Linked DNA regions of Homo sapiens: region 1 is linked to region 2. Evidence: read pairs that join two places in POLR2A ChIA-PET (ENCODE). Cell type or tissue: OCI-LY7. All regions are shown on one strand. Links, peaks and the distances in the headings refer to the core of each region. The heading gives the core; the rest is flanking DNA.

Region 1 (4,396 bases), core at 333-4,332, 120 kb before region 2:
AGAGCATCCTCCAAAGAAATCTGCTGGACTCCATCAATGCTCCCGAGCTCCCTTCTATTTCAGAGTAACAGAGAAATGGAACTCAATGGTAGACAGAAGAAAGGAGCACCATCCTTCTCCCCTCCTCCCGACAGGTCCTGGTGATCTGCTGCCAGAAATGAAGAAATGAGTTTCTTCTCTCCCACTTCCAGGCTATTTTCCATTGTGGAGTGAGAAAAATAGCCTCAGAGTTCAAGTCAGGGGATCTGGCATTGAGTGCCAACAGTACCATTCACAGCGTGTATGACCTGGGAGAGTCTTGAATTACTTCATCTCCAAAACAAAAGAAACAGCTGGGCGCGGTGGCTCAAGCCTATAATCCCAGCACTTTGGGAGGCCGAGGTGGGTGGATCACTTGAGGTCAGGAGTTCAAGACCAGCCTGGCCAACATGGTGAAAACCTGTATCTACAAAAAATACAAAAGTTAGCCAAATGTGGTGGTGGGCGCCTGTAATCCCAGCTACCTGGGAGGCTGAGGCAGGAGAATCACTTGAATCCGGGAGATGGAGGTTGCAGTGAGCCGAGATTGCACCACAGCACTCCAGCCTGGGTGACAGAGCAAGACTCCTCAAAAATAAAATAACATAAAAATAAAAGGAACAATCTACTTTTATCTCATGAGAAGTGATCTCTATGGTCACTTCCAGTTCCAAGCACTTGGCCAAACATTGTGACTACCAAACCTAATCCAAATCCAATACGTTAACACATTTAGGGTGCAAACTGGCATGCGACTTCGAGCTACTTTATAGCTAAGCTAACGAAGCCCAGTAGTATGTACGCACACATGTTTGTGTGTGTGTGTGTCTGTGTGTGTGTTTGTGTGTGTGTGTGTGTCTTCCTCCCTCTGGCCGACTGAGCTCATTGGAAGGTGAGGAATTCGTTCTCCATGATTTCTCCTATAATGCCTAGCACATAATAGGCAGTGATAGCCTTGACTAACCAGGAGCAGAAGCAGGAGGGGAACCCAAGGCCTTCTGACTCTTCTAGAGCATGGGGGAGCTGCAGTCTTCGAAGAGCCAAAGCCCCAGCAGTCCGTACACCTCCCAGTGCAGCGGCTGGGGCAGGAGAGTAGCCCTCTAAGGGTGGCAGTCATGGGGGAATGTGGGACAGCTAGCAAGCAGAAGGCCCTCAGCCCGCTCAGAGCTCCAGCTGAGCTGCAGCAGGCAGAAAGCATTCAGGAAAATTTAGCTCCCAAAGAGTATTATGCTAGGTTTCTTTAATGGGGCCACCCAAACTAAATTGCTCAATTTCAGCAATACTTATTGTTTGCCTATTATGTACTAGGCGCTGTAGGAGAAATCATGGAGAACAAATTAAAATCATCGCCTTTCAATGAGCTCAGTCAGCTAGAGGAAGACACACACACACACACACACACACACACGTACATACCACTACCACAAGACTACCAGGAGAAATGTGGTGCTTGGAAGTAGGAGATGGAGACTCAGGGTGGGAAAGGAATACACCAGAAAAGCTTCCTGGGGAGGAGGTAGAACTTAGCAGGTAGGTCAGGAAGGGAAGGGTATGTGAAGAGGGAAACAGTGTGAGTACTGGCAGGGCTGTCATGCAGGGGTGTGACCTGGCCATCCTCCCATACAACCTGGGTAGTGTAGGTGTTCCCACTGAGCTGACCCTGGAAGCCAACTGGCAGAGGACTGGGGCTTAAGGGAAAAGGAAAGGTCCCATTTCAGCCTTGCGCCCAAGTGCTGTGTGTGGTCCCAGCTCCAGATAGGGGTGCGATGGGGGTTACGGTGCTGCCTGATCTTAACTTTGCTCTCCCATTTGTGTGCAGCTCCCTTGGAATCTTATGGGGAGGAGAAGGCTGGCCCAAGGGCAGATTCTAGCACTTCTGGGTCTCCCTGGTGCTTCCAAGCCCATTTTAAATCCTTAAAAGTGGGGCCATGTTTTGAGACAGGCCGGAAGAGGATGGCCCCATGAATGAAAACATGAAAAAATTTCTACATAGACTATCACAATTGTTACTTATGCTTTGTGTAAATATTTATCTGATGTCTCTAAAGCACTAGAAAAAGAGTTGCCTAACTTGCTCACTACCATGTCTTCAGGCCCAGCCCAGTGCCTGCACCTAGTCCAAAATTAATATGGATAAATGATGTTACACAGGATTAGTCTGGTGCCTGTATCTAGTTCACAATTAATATTGACAAATGATGTTATACAGGATTAGTCTGGTGAGTGGTGCGTGTGTGTGTGTGTGTGTACAGGGGTGAGTGGAAAATTTGAGCATGGGGGAAGAAGAAACAAGGTGATAAGTTTGATTTTGACTGGAGATAAATGAATCCTTAAAGAAAAGGGGGAGGCTGGGTGCACTGGCTCACGCCTATAATCTCAGCACTTTGGGAGGCCGAGGCAGGAGGATCACTTGACCCCAGGAGTTTGAGACCAGTCTAGGCAACATAGGGAGACCCTGTCTCTACAAAAAAAAAAAAAAAATTATCCAGGCGTGGTGGTGTGTGTGTCTGTAGTCCCAGCTACTCAGAAGGCTGAGGCAGGAGGACCACTTGAGCTGTGAGGCGGGAGGATCACTTGAGCCCAGACGGTCAAGGCTGCAGTGCGCTGTGATTGCACCATTGCGCTGCAGCTTGGGTGACAGAGTGAGACTCTGTCTCAAAAAAAATAATAATAATAATAAAAGTGAGGCTCAAAATTACCAATGGCAAAAGAACACATGGTGTTTAAAAGATGGGCTTTGGAAACAGACTTCTGCTCAACTTCAGTTCTTAGACTTTCCAGCTGTGTGACCTCAGGCAGATTACTTAACCTTTCTGTGGTTCAGCCTCCTTATCTGTAAACTGGGGGGTTAATAACACTACGCAGAAGGAAATATCACATGTAGAGCCCAGGACCACCTAGGATGGCTGTCATGATGACTATGTCAGGATTCCCCGGTGCACACCGAAAGCCTTTCAGGCCAAAGCCCCATGCATGTGTTTTCTGTGCCCCTTCTCTAACTGTCAGCCTTGAGCTCACCCTCCTGCCTCTGTCTTCCAGTCTCCCAGGCCAACCTACTGTGCATCCCAGCTGCAGGCCCAGCAAGCTTCAGTTCCCAGACCCATCCCAACCTGAGATCTTATGGGGCTGACCCTAAGCACAGTTCTCAGTTGGGAGATGGCTCTCCCTGCCCTGGGTCTGGAAAATCTCCATGTCCTGCAGCTAATCCGCCTCACTGGGCTTTCCATGAATTATGAAGCACAAAGACATTGTGAGCCACCTCGACACGAAGCCAATCAGGTTCAGGAACGCTGAGGAAGGGTGTGGATTCCGCAAGTCCCTCATCCGCACGGAGCCGGCTCGGCCAACACCAACCACCACCACGCCAAACTTCCTCTCGGGCTGAAACACAAGGGACCAAGGTGGAGTCTGAAAACACTGTAGGCATCGAGCAGAAAACTACAAAACAAAGGAGCTGGCAGGGTCCCGACGAGCAAGATGGAAGCCAGCCCAAAACACACAGGAAGCCACAGCATCAGGATGGGATGAGACAGTCCCCGAAATGGGGGCTTGGAGAGAAGTCAGTCCCGCCAAAACCTGTTCTTGAAGGTGCTCCACCATGTCTTTAGGTTGAAAACCTTCCGAGTACCCACAGAAAGTGTTCCCCCAATTTGGCTCTCCACTTCTACTGCCCCATCTCCAATAATGAGGGAGCTTTCCCCATTAACCCAGACCCAGCCCATGGCCTGGTACTTCTGCCCTCCCTGGGTCCCTCCTCCAGTGGACACATGAATCTGATACTACTGGGAGTCATTCAGAGGGCACAGCTTCTTCATCAGATGCTGGCAGAGGAGGCAAATGGGCAAACCATGATTGGTCACCTTACTCAGCGTGGGATCCAGAGGCTTTGACTCTTCACTACAGCCTTCTGAGTTCCACATTTAAGATACTGCAGTATCTTAAATATTATTTAAGTGCACTGCTGGAGGCTGTATGTGAACAGTATTACAGTGAAAAATCAAACTGACTTTTAAGTTATACAGCAACTCAGTATAATAAAAACTGATAAAATTTATCTCCATGCACTGGGCACGGTGGCTCACGCCTGTAATCCCAGCACTTTGGGAGGCCGAGGCAGGTGGATCACTTGAGGTCAGGAGTTCCAGACCAGCCTGGCCAACATGGAGAAACCTCGTCTCTACTAAAAATACAAAAATTAGCTGGGCCTGTTGGCAGGCGCCTGTAATCCCAGCTACTTAGGAGGCCGAGGCAGGAGAATTGCTTGAACCTGGGAGGCGGAGATTGCAGTGACCCAAGATAGCGCCACTGCACTCCAGCCTGGGTGACAGAGTGAGACTCTATCTCAAAAAAAAAAAAATTATCTCCATGCATCCCTTAA
Region 2 (4,396 bases), core at 286-4,285:
AGTCTCCCAAATAGCTGGGACTACAGGTACCCACCACCACACCCAGTTAATTTTTTTCTGTATTTTTAGTAGAGATCATGTTTCACCATGTTGGCCAGGCTGGTCTTGAACTCCTGATCTCAAGTGATCCTTCTGCCTCGGCCTCCCAAAGTGCTGGGATTACAGGCGTGAACCACTGTGCCTGGCCTGAATGTTTTATACACATCCATTAATATATGCATAAACCTTTAAAATATCCATGTTATTCAGAGCTGTTACAATAGTTTGGAAATAAGAGTGGAATCCTTTATATTTGTGTTACTCTAGGTTACACTTCTTTTTTTATCTAGAATCTCAAGCTAAGTCTCCCTGCTTCAGCCCAGATTTCTATTTGGTACTTAACCTCAGCCAGGGCCCCGCTTTCCTTTCCTTCCTCACTCAAGTAATTTCAGCCCTCATTCTGTCCATAATGAGTCACTGAGCACCTCTCTCATCTGTTTCCGTCAGGGAGTGAACCAATATTTTAAATTTTAACCCAAGAACAGAAACCTGGGCAAGTCCTGGGTAGGGTAAAGTTATTTGATGTGATGGTTTTTTTTTTTTAATTTTTTTTTGGTTTTAAGGAGTGAAAAGTTTAATAGGCAAGAAAGAAGGAAGGAAGAAGAAAACAGCTCCCCTGTACAAAGATAAAGGGAGGGGGCGATTCGAACAAAGAGAAAACCCTGTGTGCGTCAGAAAAGTGGCTGCTTATATGAGGAGGCTAGAGGAGGTGGTGCCTGATTTGCATAGCGCTCAGGGGATTGGTTTGACCAGGCATGTCACTCACGTAGCCCGCGGAAAAAACTGGCCCTCCCACCCTAGCTTTTTAATATGCAAATGCAGGGTGCCATGATGCTCTACACATATGGGGATATGTGGGGGCGGCCGTGTTGCCAGGCACCTGTGAGGCGAGGGGAAGAAGGTGGCAGGAATCACCATGTTTGGGTGGACCCAGTTTCTAATGGCCTGTATTTGCATATCAAAGGTTGCTGACTCGGCTCTAAGAGCTGGGGTTTGCTAGACAAGAAACGTTTCTGGAGCCGCTTTAAAGGAAATGAAAACTTCCCCAAGGACCCCTTTTCCTAGCTGCCTAAAATAATTTCTTAATAAACTCCTATAACATCCCCCCATGTGGAGATGTCACCATAACTGCTCTTAAGGGGTTTTGGGTGATGACTCTTTCTGGCTATTTCCTGCTGAGAAGGGGCATCGAATGGGGAACAGCAGCTAGGGCTTCTCCTGGGGTTGATCTAAGGGTCCTTGGAAGAAAGGTGTGTTCCTGTGTGGTTTAGTTTGCAGCACTATTTGGAGTTTGATTGCTTCTAGGTGAGAGGAAACAATTCAAGTTATAGTATTGAGTATACAGGGTCCAAATATTAATACAAGACATAAGTTCTCTGTCCAATATTTCAGTTAGAAGGTGCTACTCTGTATAACCCTATTGCAAATAGTAGAGTGAGTATAGCAGTTCCCACAAGTGTGGTATAGTAGATAATTTTCATCTAAAATTTTACTTGCCAAGATATTTGGGGATTTATGAAGTTCCTTGGTTTTATTTCCCAAACAAAGAAACCTCAGGGTTATGGGCACCCTACTCACTTTCATTACCTGGCAGAATTTGCAGGATAATTGCCCAGAACCAGCATATTGATCCAGATTTTTATGTTATCCATCCCATTTTGTTTCATCCAAGCTGTAGGAGATCGCCACTTGATTCACAGGAATAAGCAGGGTTAGTCTAAAATGTAGGCAAAAAGCTTAAAAACAATTAGACTAGGATTTAATGACAAATGTATGATAAGCTTTGGAGCACAATTTCTCTCTCCAGTCCTCATTTTTTGTAAAAACAAATTATGATAGGACCGTGTGTGTTGTTTGTAGAATAAATTTTAGTCTTATACTTGGCCTGATTATTTGCATAAAGTGCAGCAAGAGTGGTTATTTCTACATAGGCCTTTTGGATTGGCTTTGATGGAACTCTGTTCCACAGGAATCTCAGATAAGACCTTTAAAGCTGAGCCCAGCCATCCACATGGGTTTGTATCCTCAAATACCTGTGAGTTGGGTGATCTCCTCTTGAGGTCCCAAGATAAACTTGGAGCTGCTGGACCTGTTAGAAAGTGACATTCTTTACTGACGACAGGTTAAGATCTCTGTTCATGGACTGTGTAGACAAGGTATGAGGCCAGTACTCCCCAAGGGGCTTTTATTGGCTCTGCATGTCAAGCTTGATTCCTTAAAGGGAAACACACCCTTTCAGTCAAAGCCTTGGTAAAATAACCAGTTTTACCAATTGTGTCCTGTCGACAAAGAAAAATGGATTCTTATTGCACTGATGGAAACAATTATATTGCTGTAAGTTAAGAGTACTCACAGATAGTTTCCAAATTCTGGAGGAACCAGGCAGAGAAAAAGAAACATGCTCCAAATTTTGTTCACAGGAGCATACCTTATTCAATTATTAAAGGCCATAAATAGTTAAAATAAGTTTCCTGGACTCTGAAAAACAAAACAAGGATCAGCAATATTGCAAGCGAAAGTCAAAAAGGTGGCTTTAACTTTCTGAGTCCAGTCCATTTAATTAGCTCTTGTTTTGCTTGATATTTGTGAACATGTCAGTTCTTTGAGTCCTGTATGTTCTTCCTCTATTCCAGTGTTAACAATCTTCAAGGCTATTAAGAATCTGCATTTGAGAACATCTGTTAAAGTTCTTAATATGGCTTGATTATAAACCGTCTTTTGAGAAGGAACAAAGCAAGACAATTGTCTGTGAATGACAAAATTTCCAGGATACAGTTAAAAACATGTCAGACAAAAGTTTATTTATCTCTGTGGTTTACAATAACTTTACCCTTAATTATGATTGATAGCATATACTTAGACGTTAGAATTTTAGAAATCCCATTCAATTTGGGAACATATATTAGTATTCACCAAAATATAACTTAAAGAAGATTGGAAATATTTTGGCAATCTCATGTGACTAAACATGTCAAATAATCTTTTTTACCTCTTTTCTGAATGTTTCAGGGACCTTCTGAACCATCCAAAAAGCCAGGCATCAGGAAGGACAGTTTTGAAACTTGAAGTTTGATTTTGGGAGGCCTGTTAAATGTTAGAGGTTTAGAACATTTGATGTTATGAAATAGAATTCCAGATTGCCAAATGATGACTCAAAAGGCAAAAACCTTTCATTAGCCTTTACCATGACATGGAAATCCTGTTCAAAGCCAAAGTTTACCCTTGCATTAATTTATTAATGTTAACCCCAATTTGTTTCTATGAAATCTTATAGATCATTGCTTCTAATCATAACCAATTTGACTGGGAGGTGAAATTTTCACAAGCCTTTTATAACCCTTTTACTAAAGGGCAGATTAGTGTCTTAAGACCTGCTTGCCATGGTTTTATTTCAATGTCCAATTTGTGAAAAGACCATATAATACCCTTTTGAGTTTAATTAATATTCACTGTTAACTTTTAGCAACTTTTATTTTTGGTGAAAAATCTGGTTAGTAAGCAGTTTTAATTATATACTTGGTGTGGATCCTAGGACCCAGAGAGAAATGCAGATAAAAGTTTGACTTTTCAGCATCCAGCTCTATATGTCCCAGCCTTACCTATCTGTAAAGCAGGCAGTATACAATCTTGGAATGTTTAGCAAACCTAGTATCTAAGTTGTATGATTTAGACCACCTATTTGCATTTTGACGACACTTGCATTTTACCAATAATTCTTAAGACTGTTTTTATTTCTTGAAGTCATGTGAACTAAAAAATATTTAAGTGCTTATTTTTCTTTAAGCCAATTAGAGCTCTTTTTATAGACATTACACACAACACATATATAGCAACACAAACATATAGAAGATTGAGCCCTTGTTAAGATTTTTCATTTGCCAGTTTCTTAATAGGGTTACTGGCTTTAGGGTGGAGCCCTTAGAGAAACAAGGCCAGGTAGCATGCATTTTTTAGGGCCTAATAAGCAGGTACAGCTGAAGGCAAAGACAGATCCCTAAAATTAAGGGTGCCATTTTATACTGGATCTTGGGTCCGTATAAACAGTGTAGTGCTTCTACCATGCTCTTCATTGCAAGGCAACCCAAAGCCAATTGGCTTATTTTGTAATTAGCCCATGTGATGGTTATTTTTGTGTGTCAGCTTTAGTATAAGTATATAACTTAAAGAAGATTGAACATCTTAAGTGGCTAAAAGATGAGCTAAAAGATGTCCAGATGGCTGGTTAAACACAATTTCTGGAGGTATCTGTGAGGGTATTTTCAGAAGAGATTAGCATTTGAATCAGTAGACTGAAGATCTCCCTCACCAATGAGGTGGGTATCATGCAGCACATTGAGGGTCCCAAAAGAACAAAAAG

Evidence for each region. Peaks named below come from ENCODE experiments on the same cell type or tissue, not always from the same donor. Only the 100,000 strongest peaks of a DNase experiment are listed, where the experiment ranks them.
Region 1: POLR2A ChIA-PET joins it to region 2 with 7 read pairs; 2 of 35 experiments call an interaction of 5 or more read pairs at or near these places.

Annotation. Positions count from the first base shown.
Region 1 is chr7:43,786,907-43,791,302 of GRCh38, reverse strand. BLVRA (biliverdin reductase A) reads right to left here. Exons shown (of 8, transcript NM_000712.4): 3 at 3,278-3,399; 4 at 1-54. Among named protein-coding and RNA genes, the nearest start is that of BLVRA, 30 kb to the right of the region's middle. In OCI-LY7, for the core only: no CTCF peak of the experiment used is centred there; no DNase peak of the experiment used is centred there.
Region 2 is chr7:43,665,958-43,670,353 of GRCh38, reverse strand. The region is part of intron 1 of COA1 (cytochrome c oxidase assembly factor 1); the gene reads left to right. Among named protein-coding and RNA genes, the nearest start is that of COA1, 61 kb to the left of the region's middle. RefSeq lists a silencer at 452-501. In OCI-LY7, for the core only: no CTCF peak of the experiment used is centred there; a DNase peak (open chromatin) is centred at 2,423.